Regions from separate parts of the Homo sapiens genome. Here region 1 is linked to region 2. Evidence: chromatin loops called from intact Hi-C (ENCODE). Cell type or tissue: natural killer cell. All regions are shown on one strand. Links, peaks and the distances in the headings refer to the core of each region. The heading gives the core; the rest is flanking DNA.

Region 1 (10,247 bases), core at 1,236-9,235, 380 kb after region 2:
AAAACCTGGCACTACTTCCAGTAATCATAATGGTCTAGATAGAAAATACCATGGAATTTATAAAAGAAGCTACTAGAAATGATAAAAGAGATTAACATAATAGTTTAGGTATAATGGACACATTACTGGAAACGTGCAACTAAGCAAATACAACCCAAGGAGAAATAGAAAGCCTGAGTAGCCCTAGGGTCCCTAAAGAAATTTAATCTGTAATTAAAAACGGGAGGTGAACATGCTGGAGTTGTTAGGGAGAGCTCTTTAGATCAACACAAGTGGAAGGAGAGGAGAAGGAGCAGGGTTGGGCAGAGAAGGAAGCAACTTGGAGGTTATGTTACCTACCAAGAAAGTATGTTCTAGTTATACATTCGGGGACCTAGGAGGTGATGAACAAATGGCCTCTGCATCAGTGGACTCACTGTGACCTGGACCTGAGCCAAAGTTCTATTAGCTGCTTAGCCTCAAAGTGCTCCCATTTTAACAGAAGGGCCACGATGACATTTCAGACCATTGCATATAAATGTCAACTTCAGGGGTCGTGCTAAAGGGTCTTTGAAAAGTCCAAGTATTGGCTGTGCACGGTGGCTCACGCCTGTAATCCCAGCACTTTGGGAGGCTGAGGCAGGTGGATTACAAGGTCAGGAGATTGAGACCATCCCGGCTAACACGGTGAAACCCCATCTCTACTAAAAATACAGAAAATTAGCTGGGCCTGGTGGCAGGTGCCTGTAGTTCCAGCTACTCAGCAGGCTGAGGCAGGAGAATGGTGTGAACCCGGGAGGCAGAGCTTGCAGTGAGCTGAGATTGCGCCACTGCACTCCAGCCTGGGTGACAGAGCGAGACTCCGTCTCAAAAAAAAAAAAAAAAAAAAAAAGAAAGAAAGAGAAGTCCGGATATTGCCCCTTTACTCTGGTGCAGTCACCTGCATAAGGGAAGGACTGGGGGAGTCAGCGCCATGTGCACCCACCATCGTGGGTCAGGAAGAACTGAAGAGCATCAGCGCCATGTGGACTCACCATCGAGGGTCAGGAAGGACTGGGGAGTCAGCGCCATGGGCATTCGCCATCGTGGGTCAAGCTCCTTCCTCTTGTGGACCTGGCGACTCCTTCAAATCGTCCCCTCACTGGCGTGAGTCTGGAAACTGGGCGAGTCCCTGAGTTGTGCTGGGGTGACCATGACCTGTTTCATTATCGTCCTTATTTTCATTGCATACACTGCATAGTGCCTCTTTTCACTGCCTGTCTGTTTTGCATCCAGCGACACTGTTCTGTTAACCCTCTGTGGATCAGGTTCCCTCAAGGCCACTCCAGCCTTGTCACAGATGAAGATAACTGCATCCACCAGGCTGCTGAAGGCGAAGTGCAGCCATCTAGTCTGTATTGTTCAGGGTCCTTTTGCCCCACAGCTGTCAGAAAGCCTCCCTCGGTGATGGACTCTGCTGCTGGCAGCCCAGCCTGCACGTGCACGGGGAGCCACTGTTTCTCCTGCCACCCGTACATTCCCCTGGGGCTTCCCACGTGCAATGGCCCGGATGTCTGCGTCTTCCCCAGATTCACAGATTGAAGCCCTAATCCCCAGTGTAAATGATATTTGGGGGTGGAGCTTTTCGGAGGTAATTAGGTTCAGATGAGCCCGTAATCGTAAGGCCCCCAGGATGAGATTAGCACACTTACAAGAAGAGGAGGAGACCAGTGTTCTTTCTCTCTCCCTCCTTCTGCCACGGGGAGAAGGCACCCACAGCAGACACCAGAGCTGCTGGCCACCAGAACTATGAGAAATAAATGTTTGTTGTTGAGGCCACCGAGTCCATGGTGCCTGTGACAGCAGCCTTAGCTGATGGAGATGCTGGGGGTCACAGTGTTCCAGCTGCTTGTCTGCCTCAGCCCACTTCCCTGAGCCTGTGAACCCCCTAACGTCGGCACCCTCCAGGGAAGCTCTGGCACAATTTCCACCTCACTTGCTGCAGAGCTTCACGCTTCACTCATAGGGGACAGCCTAGTACGGTTTCCCCATTGCCTGGGGTCCTCTCCTATATTCCACGAGAGTGCTTCCAAGCTGACAAATTCTCCTCATCTGTGGGCCTGGCTTTGACACAACAAACCCAGTGAGGTTGAGGGTTTGCCCTTCTTGGGAGCTGCAGCTTTTGAGATCCAGTCCTGAGATGGGTCATGATTTCCACCTATAGGAGATGAGAGCTGTTTTTTGTTTTTTAAATTGAGAGCCCTTTTCATGCTCCTGGGAGCCCTCTAGGGTTTACACTCAGCTTTTAGTTGCTGAGTAATCACTTCCTTCTTCAAAGGGTTCATCGAAGTTGATAGCAGCCATGAGATTCTGGGCCCTGCTAATTATTATTTCCCGATATTTCTTAAATGTCTTTTATATCACACCTGCTGGTCTGTGATCCCCGCTGACCTCTGGTCCAAGTTTTGATGCTGGTGTGGCTCCTTGTGCCAGGGCCAGTCGCTGCTTCACCTTGCAGTAGGCACCTGTCTCTGGTGGCAGGTGACTGAGCTCCAAGATGACATCCCAGTATCTGTTCTGTTTTACCACTGCTGGTGTGGGCTTCACAGACTTGGCTCCCAGGAAGACAATGACATGGAAAGGATTATGCTGGAGGTTCATTTAGGAGTGCACCTGTGGGAGGGAAGGAAGCAGGGTTGGGCAAAGGAAGAATCTGCCTGGAATGCAGTCTCAACAGAGGCCTCAGCTGACCTATAGAAGCTCTGAAGCTGCAATGATCCTCCCAAGTGGTCCTTAATGTGGGCCTTTCGCTCCCACCTGGAGTGGTCAGTGGACGTAGGGAGCCCAGGAAAAAGGGTGTGGCCTTGGGTAAGGCAGCGTCTTCCTGCCAGGCAATCCCCCAGGGGACCTGGCAGTTGCAGGCCCTCTGCCGACCATGCTTCCAGCAGCTGCAAGAACCCAGGGAGGTCTCAGTGGATCATGACGGGATCTGCAGCACGGGCTAACAAGCCAGGCCCCAGAGACACACACTGTTCCCTTCCCTTCCACGAAGTTCAGAGCCAGGCGTAGCTAGACTACTGCAGCACGAGTGTTGGGTGGGTGGGCACAGGTTCTGCCTGGCAAACGTCACATGCCTTTACCAAGGTGGTGACCATGTGAGTGAGTGCCTTGTGTTTACACTTTGGGTATTTTCTTATTTGTGTTAAACTTCAAAAAATGTGAAAACATTCGAAAGAAGACAGTGTCTCCTGGGATCTGGGCAGCAGGCTGGGTCTGAACTCTCGCTTACCTCTTGTGGATGTTAACACAGCCTGGAATTTCCTGGTTTGTTAGTCAAGGAATACTTTACCCAGGTGCAATCCATCTGCTTTCATTTTTTTAGTCAGTAAATTGGACTCCTTTCTTTTTATCTGCTTGAAATGACTAAAGCAATGTGTGTGTTGTTTTTAGAATGGAAGGCTTTGCATAACGGACACTAACATTATTTCTTTCCAATCATGTTGCAAGTTGCCTGCATGTTGTGTAAACCAAAGAGTGCCTGATACGGGTCTCAATCAGCTTAGAGGTTTATTTTGCCGAGGTTGAGGATGTACTCAGGAGAAAGAGACAGACTGCAGTAGGACCTGTGGCCCATACTTTTTCCAAAGAGGGTTTTGAGGGCCTCAATACCTAAAGGAGAAAAGCAGGCAGGAGGGGAAGGAGGAAAGGAAAAAAAGATTTTTTTCTGTAGAAAAAAATCAGACAAGAAGTTGCATTCTTGTGAGGCTTTGATTAGTGCTCAGTGAATCCACAAGCTGCAGGTGAAAGGAGGGGAGAGGAACAGCGGAGTATGTGGCTGTCTCTCACTCAGTGAATCTGCACTTTGCACGAGATGAAGTACACACAGAGTGGAGGAAGAAGTCGAACAGGCATTCATCTCAGGGTGGGTGGTGGGACAATTTATTGTCCTGCACTCACAAAGATAAGGTGTTAATTTACACTGTCAGGGTGAGAGAGGCCACCTGGGGAGGTCCCTGTTTAACAGAAGGAAAGGGAGTTGTTTGTGGCTCAGTTTCCAAGCTCAACTTTCCCTTTTGGCGTAGTGAGTTTGGGATCTGAGATTTTATTTTCCTTTTGCAGTTGCAATGTACTTATTATCAAAGTTAGGGCATCCATCTACTCCAGAGTAATTTTGCTTTTAGGATGAATCAAAATAATGCCTCATATCTGATATTTTGAAAAGCTCTTCACAGCAAGAAGGAATTTTGCTGATTTTGGAGCAAGAGCGGTGAGAGCAGGATGATCCCAAGTCCTACCCTGTTTTAGTCACTCCAAGAAAAGGTTTCTCACGGAAGAGGAATGAGTCTGTGTCAACTGTTCCCAAGACATCCTGTAGGAGCCCAGAAGGCCAGGAGCCCAGAAGGCCCTGGACATTTTGGGAGCACCCATTCTAAGGAAGTGGGCACTTTCACCAAGTAAACAGAAAGAGGTCGGGAGGAGCTCTCTACGATATGTTTTCCACTTACGCTGATACCTTAAATCACACAATTAAGGATCCAGATTTTTCATTCCATGTTAGGTAAAAAGCTTTAAAAGCATATGGCCTCAGTAAAGCCAGCACACCAATTCCAAACTGCTGCTCGGTGCAACTTGAGAATGCAGCAGAAATTGTGCATGTGTTGACACTGCTCCATTTCATTAGGAAGAATGAAAACAGGAAATACAGGTGAAAATCTTCCAAACTTTGAAGTAGTCAAAGATTTCTTAAATAAGCCCAACAAGAGTTATCAATAACAGAAAATCAAATTACCTTAAAGAAATTGGAAACACATTACAAAATAAAAACAGATATGTTCCGCACAAAATGCACAAAGGCTTAGTGTCTATAATTCAAAGAACTATTATAAATCAATAAGAAAAGGACTGATAATTCAATTACAAGTGTCCAAAAGGCAGCACACAGTTCAAAAAAATGGAACATATAACCAACAAATATATGCAGAGGCCGAATATCCTTAGTGATCAGGAAAATGCAAGTCCAAATCACAGAGATAACATTTTACTGTCATTTAAGTGGGAAAAAGTGGTGACATCTGATGGCACCAAGCAAAGGGGCAGATGCAGATTGCCTGGACCCCATGCACATTCCTGGTGGGAATAAAGCTGGAGCTGCTGCTGTGGACAGCAGCTTGTCCCTATGCTGGGAGCTGCGGCATTCATATTCCCTGTGAGCACCAAAGGCATCAGCAAAAATGTTTCATTCACAGGAAAGCAAAAATCTGGAAACAATTCAAATCACTTCTAACAGGAAAATGGATAAACTGTTGCACATTCCAACCATACGTTATTTTACAGTGCTCCAAGTGAAGAATATAGCGACATGCAATCAGATGCATAAATTTTAACAATCAGACCGGGTGCGGTGGCTCACACCTGTAATCCCAGCATTTTGGGAGGCTAAGGTGGGTGGATCACGAGGTCAGGAGATAGAGACCATTCTGGCTAACACAGTGAAACCCTGTCTCTACTAAAAATACAAAAAATTAGGCGGGTGTGGTGGCTGGTACCTGTAGTCCCAGCTACTCGGGAGGCTGAGGTAGGAGAATTGTATGAACCCGGGAGGCAGAGGTTACAGTGAGCTGAGATGGCGCCACTGCACTCCAGCCTGGGCGACAGAGCAAGACTCTGTCTCAAAAAAAAAAAAAAAGAAAAAGAAAAAGAAAAAATTTTTTAACAATTTAATTTTGCCTGGCAAGTGAAAATCCCAAAATTAAAAAAAAAAAAAACAACCAACTAAAACTGAAGCCACATGATTTTTAGGGACATACTTCCAAGGTAGACACATATGTGCAGGAAGCCCAGACACAGACATCAGCCATCTGGGGAGAGGGAGGGATGGGGGCATTCAGGCAGATGTAGGTTCGTTTCCAATGCCCTACTTTTCATTTGGGGTAACTTTAGTAGGTAGTTGTTGAATTGTTTAAATTAATTTTTAAAAGCAGGCTTTGCATGAACAATGATGAGAGTATGTAAAAAACTGAAGTTTCAATTAAAAGAAATAAACAGGAAATGACCATGTGTTGAAACCAGAAGCAGCTGAGCTGAGAAAATCTTATCAGAAAGTGAGAAAATAGCGCGACAAACAGCCACAAGAAGAGGGCTCATCTGTGTGAGTACAAACGTGGCCTGCTCCATCGTTTTGCTGAACCAGCCTTGACAAGGGCACTTTACTCTGGTTAAATTCCAGAGAAGCAATTTTTCTAAAACAACTTTGTCTCCTCTTTGGGGATCAAAGGCAGAATGTGCCATTTTCTACCTCCTAGCGAGGGGATACATTTGAAATCCTCCAAGAGCTTAAGAGTTTGCATCTTGGCCACTTTCCCAGCATATGTGCTTTAAAGAGACCAGAAAATGGTGTTTTCAAAATACTTCCTGGAATCTTTTATAAGGTAATAAATCAGCAGGAAAGGTCACCCGGCCTGCTCCTTCTTACCACTTCTGTAATAAACATAAGTTTCCATTAATATTAAATATTTCTTATGACAATTTTAGTCTAAACATATTATCAATTATCTTAGAAATGAACTATGTCACTAATAAAAATCATCATCATATTAATTTTCTATTTGGCTTTCAAATTTATAAAACCTTTATCATCTCATTTGATAAAATCCTGTGATAGTTTCATTACAACACAAATTGCATGTTGTAATCATCTTGCTTAGTTTCTGTCACTTTTTAAAACCTGATTTGTCTGTCACCATGCTGGAATGTCAGTGCCTCTGTGGCATCACCTGTCTCTCTTGCCACCGCCTGGCTCAGGCCTGGCACGTGCTCAGTGAGTTTGCAAGACTGAAGGGCACCCCTGCCTCCACGTCAAATCCCAGGGGTCCCTCACGGCGCTGCATGTGGGAAGATGGAGGCTGAGCCCCAGTTTGCATGCCATGGTGCTGGCCCTCGCGTATGAAATACACCAGTGATTATAAAGGTTAGTGAAAAATCTAATTATGAAATTGTACATAAACTACGATTAACTCTTTTTGTATATAGAAGAGGATACAAGGAAATATATCTAAATTGCTATGTTCACTATGCTCAGTGATAAGATTAAAGGTACATATTTTTCCCCTTTGATTTTCAACATTTTCTCAAACGTGCTTCTATTACTTTTACAAATTATCATAATCAGAGACGTAATACCCTGAGTCACCTGTTGTGTTTACTAAGACAACAAAGTACTTTGGGGTTTCTTTGCTCCTTGCAGACAGGGTGGTGGAACTGAGGGAGACTGCAGCCAGCCCAGTCGTGCCCACCCGGGCTTGCCACAGAGTTCATGGGCCTTGGGGGCTTCGTGCATTCTGCTCCCTGCTTAGAAACAGCCTCCCCCAGGCCTTCCCCGCTCCTTAGCGTGGCTGACTTCCTCTGGTCCTTTAGGGCTCAGCTCACCCGACTCCTCCCAGGAAAAGCTCCCCAGTCAGAGGTTCCTCCCTCTGGTCCTTTAGGGCTCAGCTCACCAGACTCCTCCCAGGAAAAACTCCCCAGTTAGAGGCTCCTCCCACGTGCTTTTATTTAGCTCCCTCAGCAGCTACTATGCGTCTTCATGACCTGTTTACCTCGTTCCCCAGGGAAGTCACAGGCTCCCTGAAGACAGGAGCCGTGTTTTGGTCACGGCCTCCTCGCACTGGCCTGCAGGAGAAGCTCCAGGGATACGTGAACGGATAGATGAGTGAGAGGCTTTGGGTGCCCTGAGCTCGAGTTTGTGTTTTAAGGCAAGTCATATCACTTATCAGTCATATCACTGCAGAATGAGAATGCTAAATTTCTCTTGTTCTTACATCCTGTATTTGCACAGCACTTTCACGTTATCACGTGTGACAGAAGGAAGACAGCCTCAGCCTCCCGGCTCAGCCACTGGGTCTAGTCCATTGGGCACAAATACAAACCTGCAAGGTGTGTGTGGCTCGGAGAGGGGCCCCTCAATGTCAGCAACAAGGGGGGATTTCAGAAGGTTCCAGTCTCCTTCTTACCTCTCTTCTCTACTTCTTACCTTCCTTCCTTTATTTATTCCTCTTTTCCTTCCTTTTTCAAATATTTTGAGCTCCTGCTGTTTCTATGCCAGAGAAGGAGGCAGGCCCCAGCGAGACCGAGAGAGCTGAGGGCCCGCTGGCCTGGAGGCCTCCGGAAGGCAGCTCCTTCACCACTTTTGATCCCCCTAAAATGTCAACAGACTTTAACCACTGATTATTTGTCATTTAGACCCAAGTGCTAATGAATCTGTCCCTGGTGAAGTTCAGGATGGGCCCCCGGGAGGACCTCGGGCCTGGGGGAGCTGGTGTGTGGGGTTCTTCCCAAGCATGGCTGAGCATGGAGACGGTGGCCATAGCTGAGAGCAGGACGCTCCCCACCCTTCTTTCCTCACCTTCTAACTGGAAGAGGGGTTCAAGCCCTGCTTGGTGAGGGACTTAAGAAGGTGGACAGAGGCTGCCTCAGCAGGCGTGGGTCTCTCCTCTCTCCACACCTGTGCACCAAGTGGCTCGGCTTCTGTCTGATTCACACAGTGCGTGTCTGTGGGCAGTTTTGTGTGAAAACACATCTGCTGCATAAGAAACGGTGGGTGTGGGTAAAAACTGCTGCCAAGGGAGCCACAGAGTGGAGGCCATAGAGCATCTACTGTGTTTCTCTTCAGTTTCACATGAGGCACATGTCACATGCACACACGTGCACACATAACACACTCACACGTGTGTGCAGAAATCTCACACACAGGACATTCCCCCCACCAATGCCATCCCGAACCCACTGAAGTGCTGGAGAGAAGGAGCCACCAACCCTTTCCAGGTGAGTTCCAGGAGTGAAGAGGACTCAAGGCTGCTCAGAGCCTGGTTAGAGCCACGGACAGAGAACGGAAGCCTCGACTGAGCCGTTAGAGGCAGCAGCCTCCCACTGTCCCCCAAGTGCGGGGTCCAAGCTCTGCCTCAGTGACCAGGCAGAGCCTCGCCTGGGTCCTGCAGGACTCACACGGTGAGTGGATGCTGCTGCCACTGCCGTCCGCACCTCCACTGGTGGTGTTTCAGGACCAGCTTGTCAACTGTAACAGAAACATATATAAAACCAGAATCCATTTCTCTTCTTGAGAAATAATTTAAGATTAATTATAATTTTACAGAATGCATAGTTAGTATAACTGCTGATGAGGGACTGAAGGCATCACATCTTTCTTTCTTTTTTTTTTTTTTTTGAGAGTCTTGCTCTGTTGCCCAGGCTAGAGTACAGTGGCACTATCAGGGCTCACTGCAGCCTTGACCTCCCTGGCTCAAGTAATCTTCCCACCTTAACCTCCTGTGTACTGGGACTATAGGCATACACCACAATGCCAGGCAAATTGAAAAATTTTTTTGTAGAGCTGGGAGTCTCACTATGTTGCCCAGGCTGCTCTTGAACTCCTGGGCTCAAGGGATTCTCTCTTGGCCTCAAAGGGTGCTAGGATTACAGTGTGAGCCCTACATGCAGGACAAAATAAAATCTTAAGCCTGCTGAAATTATCCAACCTCTCCTGTGTCATCAACACTCCTCTGTCAGGATGGCCTCTGAGCTTCCAAAGATGAAACATGGAAACAGGGAAACAGGGTGGGTGAGCTTCTCCCTGGGTGACGTGCCTCTCCAGCTCTCCTTCCTGGATTAGACAAATGAGGAGAGAAGGAATATGTCACATCAAAGACCCATTACTGCTGTTTGCAATATGCTTTCAAAGCATGACATGGAAGTTTGCTGTTTTGTTCATAAGTTTTTATTTAGTTATGATTGTAAAAGGACCAAAAGTTATGCCTGTACTGGTGTGTATACTTTTCAATAAACAATTGTGCATTTTTGATAATTTTTCTATACTATGTTCTGATTGTATTTATTGAAACATAATTTTGTTTCAACTCTAATAAAAACCTACGCTTGCTTTTGTATATCTCTTACAATTATATTTTTCTAGTAATTTATTTTTGTTGTATTTTATTAGTATTAGCCTGTAGTGGCTTGGCAATTAAACACAGTCAAGTCTTCTGCACAGATGGATTAGGAAGCATTCAGGAGGCCCCATCACGGGCATCTCTCCATGCAGTCAGTTCCCTGTATGGTGAGCACGTGCACAAGGCAGTTTGGAAGCTCTTGAGGCAAGACTTTTGAAAATACCCTTGGGGTATATAAGGAGAGTCAGGCCTAATATTTAGTAAATTTAGCTATAAAATAATACAGGGAAGTTCCTGTTTTTATCAGAGTCTAACTGTTCAGCATTTTAAAGAAATGGTGCTTTACTTAAT
Region 2 (10,247 bases), core at 1,243-9,242:
TCTGCTCAATTTTTCTGGAAATCCAGAATTGTTCTAAAAAATGAAGTCTATTAATTTAACTAAGTGAAACGGAAATAAATACCTTTCCAGACAAAAATTGAGAAAATCCATTGCTAGTAGACTTGCACTAAAAGAAATACTAAAGTAAGTTTTTCAGGCAGGAGGAAAATCATCCCAGACAAAACGTGTTAACAGTAAGAAGGAAACAAAGACCAAGGGAGAGCACCTCTGTTCCTCGTCCCGATGACTCTCACAGATCAAAAACGTTTTAAAAATATACGTTCCTCGTCCCGATGACTCTCACAGATCAAAAACATTTTAAAAATATACGTTCCTCGTCCCGATGACTCTCACAGATCAAAAACGTTTTAAAAATATACGTTCCTCGTCCCGATGACTCTCACAGATCAAAAATGTTTAAAAAATATACGTTCCTCGTCCCAATGACTCTCACAGATCAAAAACATTTTAAAAATATATGTTACTCAGGCCAGACGCGGTGGCTAACGCTGTGATCCCAGCACTTTGGGAGGCCGAGGCAGGTGGATCACGAGGTCAGGAGACAGAGATCATCCTGGCCAACATGGTGAAACCCTGTCTCTACTAGAAAATACAAAAAATTAGTCGGGCGTGGTGGTGGACGCCTGTAGTCCCAGCTACTCGGAAGGCTGAGGCAGGAGAATGGCATGAACCCAGGAAGCGGAGCTTGCAGTGAGCCAAGATCGCGCCACTGCACTCCAGCCTGGGCGACAGAGCGAGACTCCGTCTCAAAAAAAAAAAAATTATATATATATATATATATATATATATATATATATATATATATATATATATATATATATGAAATAATATACCTTACTCGTCCAGATGACTCTCACAGATCAAAAACGTTTTAAAAATATATGTTACTCGTCCCGATTACTCTCACAGATCAAAAACGTTTTAAAAATATACATTACTCGTCCCGATTACCCTCACAGATCTAAAACATTTAAAAATATACGTTACTCGTCCCGATTACTCTCACAGATGTGAAACATTTAAAAATATATCACAGTCTGGCTGTCACCTCCTAACGTATTTAAGAATGCTAACAGTATATAAACTTAAAACACCCAGAGAAACTCCCACTGGCTAACAAGGTGGTGGCTTATTCACTTGCATTGGTTTTGCTCTTCTAGAAACAGTAACCTGCCACCACCCTGGTGTCTCTGGTGCCTTCTGCAAAGCACAGGTTTTATGGGCTGGGCCCAGCTCCCAGGGCACTGAGTATGGCCAGGCGGGTACACCTGACTTGTACTGGGGTGACTGCAGGGTCTCTCAGACCTTAGCTCCTCCTCTGAAGAGCGGAAATGACATGCAATTCTCTTGGGGTTGTAAAAATGACTAGATTAGATGGTGCCAAATCCCCAGTTCCTCCCCTACTGCCATCAAGAGAGAGGAGAGAGCAGAGAATGCAAGGGAGTGCACAGACCTCACAGGTCAAGGGCTGCCTTGCTCACCTCTGACATTAGCAGAGCTTGTTTCCTTACCTGTAAAACAAAGGTGGCGGGTTAGCTGTGAGGTTTAAATGACTTCCATGTAAAGAGTTAGAAGAGAGCCTGCAATGAGTGCTAAGCACATTCACCGTTTGTTTTCTCACGGGTTTTCTGTTACACTCCTCCGAGTGCAGAGAGGCAGCTCCCTTGTGAAGCTATCCACACGGTCTTCCGCCTCTCGCTTGCCTGTCTCCTGTCTCTCCAGGGAGGTGCTGGCTGCTGTTGGGCTGAGTCCTCTTGGAACTTCCTTGGGTTTCTTACACCAACATTAAAGACTGAAGTAATCTCCCACCGCAGCCCCAGCCTCAAACTACTGCTCCTATTGTTCCAGCCATCATTTCTACACCCTGGGGTGGTTGTTCACATTCCTGGCTCACTCATCTATCTTCCTTCCTCCCCAAAGCTATTCCCCTGACATTCAGGCACACTCCTTCCCCCTCATGCTTAGATATGTGTCCCCAGTCCCTCTGGATATCCCTGCCAAATGTATCTTGCTAAACCCCCCTTTTAAATTGGGACACATCCCTCTAGTGGATATCTGGATGCTGCCCTGTGTCTAGGGATCAAGCCCAACTCTTCCACTTGTGTAACTTATGGTGCTGCTTCCTGTGGTCATCTCAGTTCCCACAGTTCCTAACCCTTCTTCCCACTGCACAGCTCCTCCTCATCCCACCTCTGAAAGACCACATCCAACCTCAGACACCAGGACTACAGCCAAAAATGGAAAAAAACCTTAGTATTGAATCCAAGATGTGATCAATTATAAGCTGCACCATCACTTTATGTGCCACTAAGAGCACAGTCCATTAACAGTGATACACCCTTGTAAAATAAATCTGATTTCTGAGATGTTACGGCACGGGGAAAGTGCTGGAACTAAGCCTTCCTGGCTCCTGAATACTCCAAGAAACAGGGTAGTGTGGGAAGCTGAGTAACAGCCCTCAAAAGATGGTCACGTCCTAATCCCTGGAATTTGTGAGTGTCGCTTTATATGGCAAAAAGAACGCTGCAGATGTGGTAAAATGGAGGATCTTCGCTGGTGGAGGACTATCCATAAGGCCCTAAATGCCATCTCCAGTATCCTTAAAAACGGAGGAAGTCCAGCCTGGGCAACACAGTGAGACTCCATCTCTACAAAAAATGTTTAAAATTAGCTAATTAGCTGGGTGTGGTGGTACAGGCCTGTAGTCCCAGATACTCGAGAGGCTGAAGTGGAAGGGTTGCTTGAGTCCAGGAGGTCGAGACTGCAGTGAGCTATGATCACACAACCACACTCCAGCCTAGGTGCAAACAGCTCACTGCAGCCTCAATCCTTGTCTAACGAAAAGAAAGAAAACAGGGAGGAACAGAGATTTGACAAAACAGAAAGCAGAATGGCCCCATGAGGATGAAAGCAGCTGCCAGCTCTGAAGGGAGAAGGGCCTGCAGCCATGGAATGTGGCTGAGAAGCAAGAAAAGCAGGAAAAGCTTCTCCCCAGGAGCCTCCAGAGTGCACACCCTGCCCACCCCTCAGTTTTAGCCCAGAGGAACTGATTTCCAACTGCTGGCCTCCAGAACCCTTAAAAGATAAGAGTGTTGTCTGAAGCCACCAAGTTGATGGCACTTTGTCACAGGCGCCCTAATGCACCAACCATGTCATCCTTTCCCTCCTGCTCCAGTACTCACGTTGACATCTACGGAGCATTTCTTTTAAAACTTTGCTTCACACACAGCACCATTTGTGATTAAGTAAAATCAATTCTTTCTACTAGTTACTGGATAAATTCCAAGATCTTTATATGTGTGAAAAAATAAGTAGGAAGAGTATTGTTACTTTGTATTGGATTACATTTGGAGTTTCGGTTTCAAAAGTCTAGCACTCAGATATTAATGTAGACGGTGTTAACAAATTTTAGGTACGCACTTACTAGCCATTTAAAGATTTGTAGCACAAATGAAATAAATTAATGATCTCAGTAGGCAATTCACTTCTAATTGTGTATAAATATCAACACCAGCTTTATATAACATTTTACAAATTGGGTACAAAGTATAAACCAAAAAGAAAATTCTAAGCTCCCAACTATCTGAACAGCTCCTCCTCTCTGCCAGAGGCATTCCAAAGTTAACCTGTAAAACTACTTCAGGCCACGATGAGGGGGTGGGGCATCGGACACACCTCATTACCATGACACAGACTTAAGACTGACAGAACTGACAGAAGAACTGACAGACTCTTTAAGTCTGACAGGAAACATTAACCATCTATTCTCTCTGAAGCCTGCTACCTGGAGGCTTCATCTGTACAATAAAACCTTGGTCTCCACAAGGTAATCCAGACATTCCTTTATATTGATTCCAGGTCTCTAGACAGTAACTTAACCAATTGCCAATCAGAAAAATCTTTGAGTCCAGCTATGATCTGGAGCGCTCCCCACACCAACCTGCTTCCAGGTGTCCCACCTTGCTGAACGAATGTACCCGCTTCCAGCTGTCCCACCTTTCTGAACCAATGTACCTGCTTCCAGGTGTCCCACCTTTCTGAACCAATGTACCCACTTCCAGGTGTCCAACCTTTCTGAACCAATGTACAGCTTACATGTATTGATTGGTGTCTTATGTATCCCTAAAACTTACAGGTCAACCCCCTTGGGCAAATGTCTTGAGACTATGTCACCAGCATCCTTTAAACCTGGCAAAATAAAATACTAAATTAATTGAGACTTGTCTCAGATACTTTTGGTTTACAGATTAAACTAAATGCTTTAACAAATATATAACAAAGTTTCATAAGAAAATGGAAGGTGAAAGTATCATTCAGATTAATAATTTTAGCAATTTGATACTGGTTCTCAAAATGTGAGCAGCATAATCAAAAACTAGCATATAATAGGTACTCCAGTATAATATTTATGGCATGAAGTTAGATAATGTTCTCCCAAATCACTGGATTTATTTTCTACAGATCTACCTTACTCTGGGAAACTTAAAACATATCAATCCCTCAGACAGGAAACAACTCCACATATAATACACGTTAAAATTAAACTATTACAACTGACCCCGAAATAGGATGTGCACTTTCAAATCCCCACTTTTTAGTCACTAACCAGCACTTATTCACAAAAGGAAGTTAATGAATATTAGAATAATTAAATGTTATATGTACAAAATGTAAAATTAACTATCATTATCTATGGCATCAGGATGACTCCTGGAAGTGGAGTCAAGAAAGATTAGCCATGTCCTTGGAACAATATTTGTTTTAAGGAAGATACAGAGCAAATCAAGGCAAGGAAGAGGAGTGCCACTGTAGGCTCCTTGGATATTATTTTAGGGATATACAGAGAGGAAGAGAAAGTGAAATTTTACGGCACACATACTTGCAAGTGTTAATAACAACAAAGCATTATGGTAGATAAATTCTTAGCAACAGCGTAAACAAACCACGGTGGAACAGAAACAAAGAAAAACCCCAGGGCTCATCTGTTCCATTTCAGCAGAGGTGGGGGAGGGAGGTGGCAAAGGCCACACCAGGACTTGCCTGCAAGCGGAGCACTGGTCACAGCTGGGCATCTCTGGGCCTGTGACTCAGACGGCTGACCCGAGGACATGCCTCCCTGCCCGCCCATGTCCAGTGTGTTCACTGGCCTCTCCGCATTCCAGCCTCACAACCACAGCACAGAGTCAGGCTCAACCCCCATCAAACCAAAGAGGAAACAAGGTTCTAAGAGTTGGACCTGACTCACCCAAGGGCAGGGAGTTAGGAAGGGGTGGGTCTCAGGGCGCAACCCACACCCACCAGAGCCAGAGCCTGAGCTGTGGGCTCTGCGAGACGGTGGGAGCCTCAAAGCTAACCAGAGGCCGGTGGCCACACCTCAGCACACCCCACAGAAGGGCAGCCCCACTCGCACGGGCCCTGGCCACATGACTGGTCATGTCCAGACAAGGACACACCAATTCAACAAATCATCATGGGAACCTCAAAGTAGCCATTACTCAATTGTGCTACACGAAACCATGGCAGTTAAAAATACTTGTAACTGTTAGCAAACTTTAATATACCAACACAGCACAGGGGAAGAAAAGCAATCTGAAGTTGTGACTCATTATGGAGGGAATGCTTTCTTCCAAAGGTTATTCAGACAAAAAGAGATAGGGATAAATCCTCTGTCTTTTAACAACATACCATGCAAAAACAAACACTGCCTTCCAAGGCCAGACTTCTGCTTACAAAATTATCATGTCTAATGAGTTCAAAAATAATTCATATATCCTAGACACAGATCTAATAAATAGCTCAAGTAAATACGTTTTCATAACTTAAAAAGAGCAGAAAATTAAATATCTCAAATTCTATTTTTAACTCTTCTCATTATATCATATCTCACAATCTAGTTTTTCAAATGTCTATCAGACATCATTTAAATAAAGTCTGGTAGCTTCATAAGACAGATGATACTGCAATAGTCAAAGTCATATTTCTGAAGAATAACATACTATCCATAATATAGCATTTAAGAAAGGAGGATACTATACACACCCATATATCCAAACATATCATTAAAACATTAACAAAATCCACGGAAATGTTGCCAATGTAATGTTATCACTAGTTAGTAGAATTGCAGGTAACGTTTTTCTTCTTTATTCTCCTCCAAAGCTTATTCTTCAATGAGCATACTTTCTTCTTTAAATCAGAAAAAAATGTTTTTGAAACCTGTCTAGCCATAACATAAGAAATGAAGAAAAATACAACTACATGTTCATTAAATATAGAAAGATAAAGGGGGACTTCACCGTGTAACTGAACAAATTAAAAAAAAGAAACTCAGTTTCAATGACAATTTTACAAGTAATAAAGAAAGCATAATGAAAACCATCATATTAGTATTTCCACATCTGCTGTTGGTGTGGTTATCACTAATTCCAGCACGCAATCACCAAGCACAAAACTGAAGCTGTTATCCGAAAGGACACTGCTGCTGCAATACACAAGTGCACGTGGGATGTGCTTCTTACTTTGTACTGATACTTTCATCTAGACACTGCCGTAATCCATTAAACCCCATTCAATTTATACTTTACTAGCAACTACCATTATGGATGGTTTGGTATTATGGATGATCTTTTAAATATATTTTTTCTTGGATTTTAAAAAAGTGAACATGTATTATTTTTACTAAAAGAATGGGGGAGAGTCTAGAGAGATATTAACAAATGGATAAAACATTTCAATTACAAGGAATGAGTTCAAGAGATCTATTGTACAACACTGTAACTATAGTTAGCAACAATATAATATATTCTTGAAAAAGTCACTAAGAGTAGATTTTCTAGTGTTCCACCACAAAAAATGGTAAGCCCGTGACATAATGCATTTGTTAATTAGCTTGATTTAGCACATTCTACAATGTATACATATTTCAAAACATGTTGAACACAATAAAAATAATACTTTTATCAGATAAAAAAATAACAACAGCCAGGTGCAGTGGCTCACGCCTGTATTCCCTCCCAGATCTTTGGGAAGTAGAGGCAGGAGGATCGCTTGAGCCCAGGAGTTCAAGACCAGCCTGGGTAAGAAACCTCCCTTCTACAAAAAATTTTAAAAATTAGTGAGACGTGGTGGCGCATGCCTGTAGCCCAAGCTACTGGGGAGGCTGAGGCGGGAGGGGTGACTGAGCCCAGTAGGTTGAGGCTGCAGTGAGCCATGATTGTGCCACTGCACTCCAGTCTGGGCAACAGAGCAAAACCTTGTGTCAAAAAATAAATAAATAAAAATAATTGAAAAAAACCCACCAATTCATACTATGACTAATGCTAGGATTAAACAGATTTGCTGTGTTATTGCCGGCTGGTAAATTTCTGAGTTTAAGGCCTTGTCTTACACACATTTTGTGTCACTAGCACCTAACACAGTACCTAGAACATAGCAAATGCCTAATAAATGTCCATAAATTCATCAAGACTCATTTTTAATGCTTACATATAAATTGGACTAGTTTCTTAAAATGCGATCCAGGAAAAAATTCACAAAAATAAATAGTTTGCTTTAACAAACATTATAGAACTTTAAAAACAGTTAAGAAAAATAAATGAAGAAAAGAAATTAGTGACAGGAAGAAAGACTCTGGAAAAACCTCCATAAATAAAACATGCTTTATGGAAAAAATGATCCCATGCAAAAGACAACTACTAACATATTCACCATCTGTGTAAGAACTATGCCCCACCCAATTCCAAAAGAACAGGAGGTGACTCAGTGTTCAAGGAACAATAAGATCATTGAGAGTAAAAGAAGATCGCCTATTTGAAGAAAAGTGTGATGGGTACTCCCGGCTATTACAGTAGTACAGGGCCCAACAATCCAGCAATAATTTTGGCTGTGAGTTTTCTGGTAGCTACAGCAAGAATAGAAGTATACTGCATTACACAGTAGCTTTCCTTTTCTGATTTCACAAGCTTAGATCTGAACACATCACTACTTTCACCCCCATCATGTCCAAACTCTGTCTTAAAAGCACGACAGTAATCCCAGCCACGTCCCTGCATCCTGTAAATCAGAACTGCCCTGAGGGCCTGGGCCAGCCATCCAGAAGGAGCACTTCTACTCCTCCCAGGTCATGGGGACCTGGGCTGGGGTCTAGTGGGACCACTTCCTTTCCTCACTGCTGGGCCCAGAGTAAGTCCCAAGCTGAGTGCAGCCTTCTACCAGGTGGAGGAGTTACAACCCTATCAGAACTTCCATGCATTTCCCTCCAGATGAGACGGCCCAGAAATCTGCCTTTGCAACTGTCCTCCACACGGCCGCTCGCGCTGTTGCCACTGAACGTAAGGCCATGCCCTTCAATAAGAGTAGAATCTCTTCCCTAGCATGTCCGTAAATTTATAACACGCCCCCTTAGTTACCATCAAACCCTCCCTGCTCCTTTCTTCTGAGCCACCGTGACACTGGAGCCATCACCACAGCCCGCCTCCCAGGTGCTTCTTCTAACTACTCTGAGCAGAGTGTAAATATGAAGACAGGATGATTTCTTACACTTGTGTTGGCACAATCATCTGCATAGAGTGGGTCCTTACATCTCTAAATGAAGAAATAAAATTCCTCTGAGACAGAATCGTCATGAAAACTAAAAAAGATAATGACTTGCCAAACCATAACAAAATGCAAGAGACGACAAAAGACCACAATGTATTCTATAATACATGATAAAATTATGTTCTGATAGAATGTACCCAGTATGAAACAAACCAATCCATAAGCTAAACTACTCAAACATATGTGATGATTATATACTGATACCTTGAATCACAGTTAAGACTTTGGAATAACTCACGGAAAAACAGATTTCGGTTTTTTATATTTTTGAAGCATGATTTCTATTGCTATGCAATTAAAATTAATATTTGTTTAAGCCAATATAGTATAGCATCCGTGTTTAAGGGACTATTAGAGGCCCGAGGTGGTGGCTCACACCTGTAATCAGAGCACTTCAGAAGTGCTGAGATAGGAGGATCACTTGAGCCCAGGAGTTTGAGACCAGCCTGGGCAACATAGCAAGACCTCGGCTCTACTACAAGTATAAAAAATGTTCAAATATATAAAATTAAAAAATAAATAAAAATAAAGTAATATTAGAGCTGGGTACAATGATTCACACCTGTAGTCCCAGCCACTCAGGAGGCTGAGGCAGGAGGATCCCTCAAGCCTAGGAGTTCGAGGCCAGCCTGGGGTAACACAGTGAGACTCCAGCTCAAAAAATAAAGTACTATTAGGTTTAAGTTAAAAATATTTACCTAGTTTTTAAAATTCATATACCTAACCCTTTCATTAACTCTCCTTTAAAATGTAAATACCCCCAAACTTAAGTTAGAACAATATTCCTTAAAAACTTTTACAGTTTTAGCTAGAATTCCGTAAGCAAAGGTGTACCTCACTTTGCACTATAACTGACCACCTTTTCATCCATTATTAAAAGAAATTCAGGCCAGGCATGGTGGCTCACGCCTGTAATCCTAGCACTTTGGGAGGCTGAGGCAGGCGGATTGCCTGAGCTTAGGAGTTCAAGACCAGCCTGGGCAACATGGTGAAACCCTGTCTGCACTATAATACAAAAGAAATTAGCTGGATGTGGCGGTGTGCGCCTGTAGTCCCAGATACTTGGGAGGCTGAGGCAGGAGAATTGCTTGAACCAGCGAGGCGGAGGTTGCAGTGACCCGAGATGGTGCCACTGTGCCCCAGCCTGGGCGACAGAGTGAGACTCTGTCTCAAAAAAAAAAAAAAAAAAAAAAAAAAAGACATTGGATTTTTTTTTTTTTAGAGACGGACTGTGGCTCTGTCGCCCAGGCTGGAGTGCAGTGGTGCGATCTCGGCTCACTGCAAGCTCCGCCTCCCAGTTTCATGCCATTCTCCTGCCTCAGCCTCCCGAGTAGCTGGGACTACAGGCGCACACCGCCACGCCCGGCTAATTTTTTGTATTTTTAGTAGAGACGGGGTCTCACCGTGTTAGCCAGGATGGTCTCAATCTCCTGACCTCGTGATCCACCTGCCTTGGCCTCCCAAAGAGCAGAGATTACAGGTGTGAGCCACCGCACCCAGCCCTGATGTCTATATTTTTTAACAGTGCTATTGAGACATAATTCACATACTCGTCAATGCACTCATTTAAAGTAAACAGTTTGATGGTTTTTAGTATATTCAGAATGTCTACTTCAAGGTTAAAGGCT

What was found. A loop is a pair of places that touch in the nucleus more often than their neighbours do. Peaks named below come from ENCODE experiments on the same cell type or tissue, not always from the same donor. Only the 100,000 strongest peaks of a DNase experiment are listed, where the experiment ranks them.
Region 1: a loop joins it to region 2, with 5 times the contacts of the local background. A loop is called at or near these places in 2 of 110 quality-filtered maps.

Annotation. Positions count from the first base shown.
Region 1 is chr7:159,189,961-159,200,207 of GRCh38, forward strand. No RefSeq gene overlaps it. Among named protein-coding and RNA genes, the nearest start is that of VIPR2, 50 kb to the left of the region's middle. RefSeq lists enhancers at 1,854-2,353, 7,205-7,314 and a silencer at 7,425-7,494. In natural killer cell, for the core only: no CTCF peak of the experiment used is centred there; DNase peaks (open chromatin) are centred at 6,081, 7,461, 7,791 and 8,511; H3K4me3 peaks cover 772 bases; H3K27ac peaks cover 4,333 bases.
Region 2 is chr7:158,813,505-158,823,751 of GRCh38, forward strand. All of the region lies in intron 1 of ESYT2 (extended synaptotagmin 2), which reads right to left. Among named protein-coding and RNA genes, the nearest start is that of ESYT2, 11 kb to the right of the region's middle. RefSeq lists a silencer at 1,574-1,868 and an enhancer at 4,912-5,071. In natural killer cell, for the core only: no CTCF peak of the experiment used is centred there; DNase peaks (open chromatin) are centred at 1,317, 3,717, 4,997, 8,397 and 3 weaker places; H3K4me3 peaks cover 1,024 bases; H3K27ac peaks cover 5,711 bases.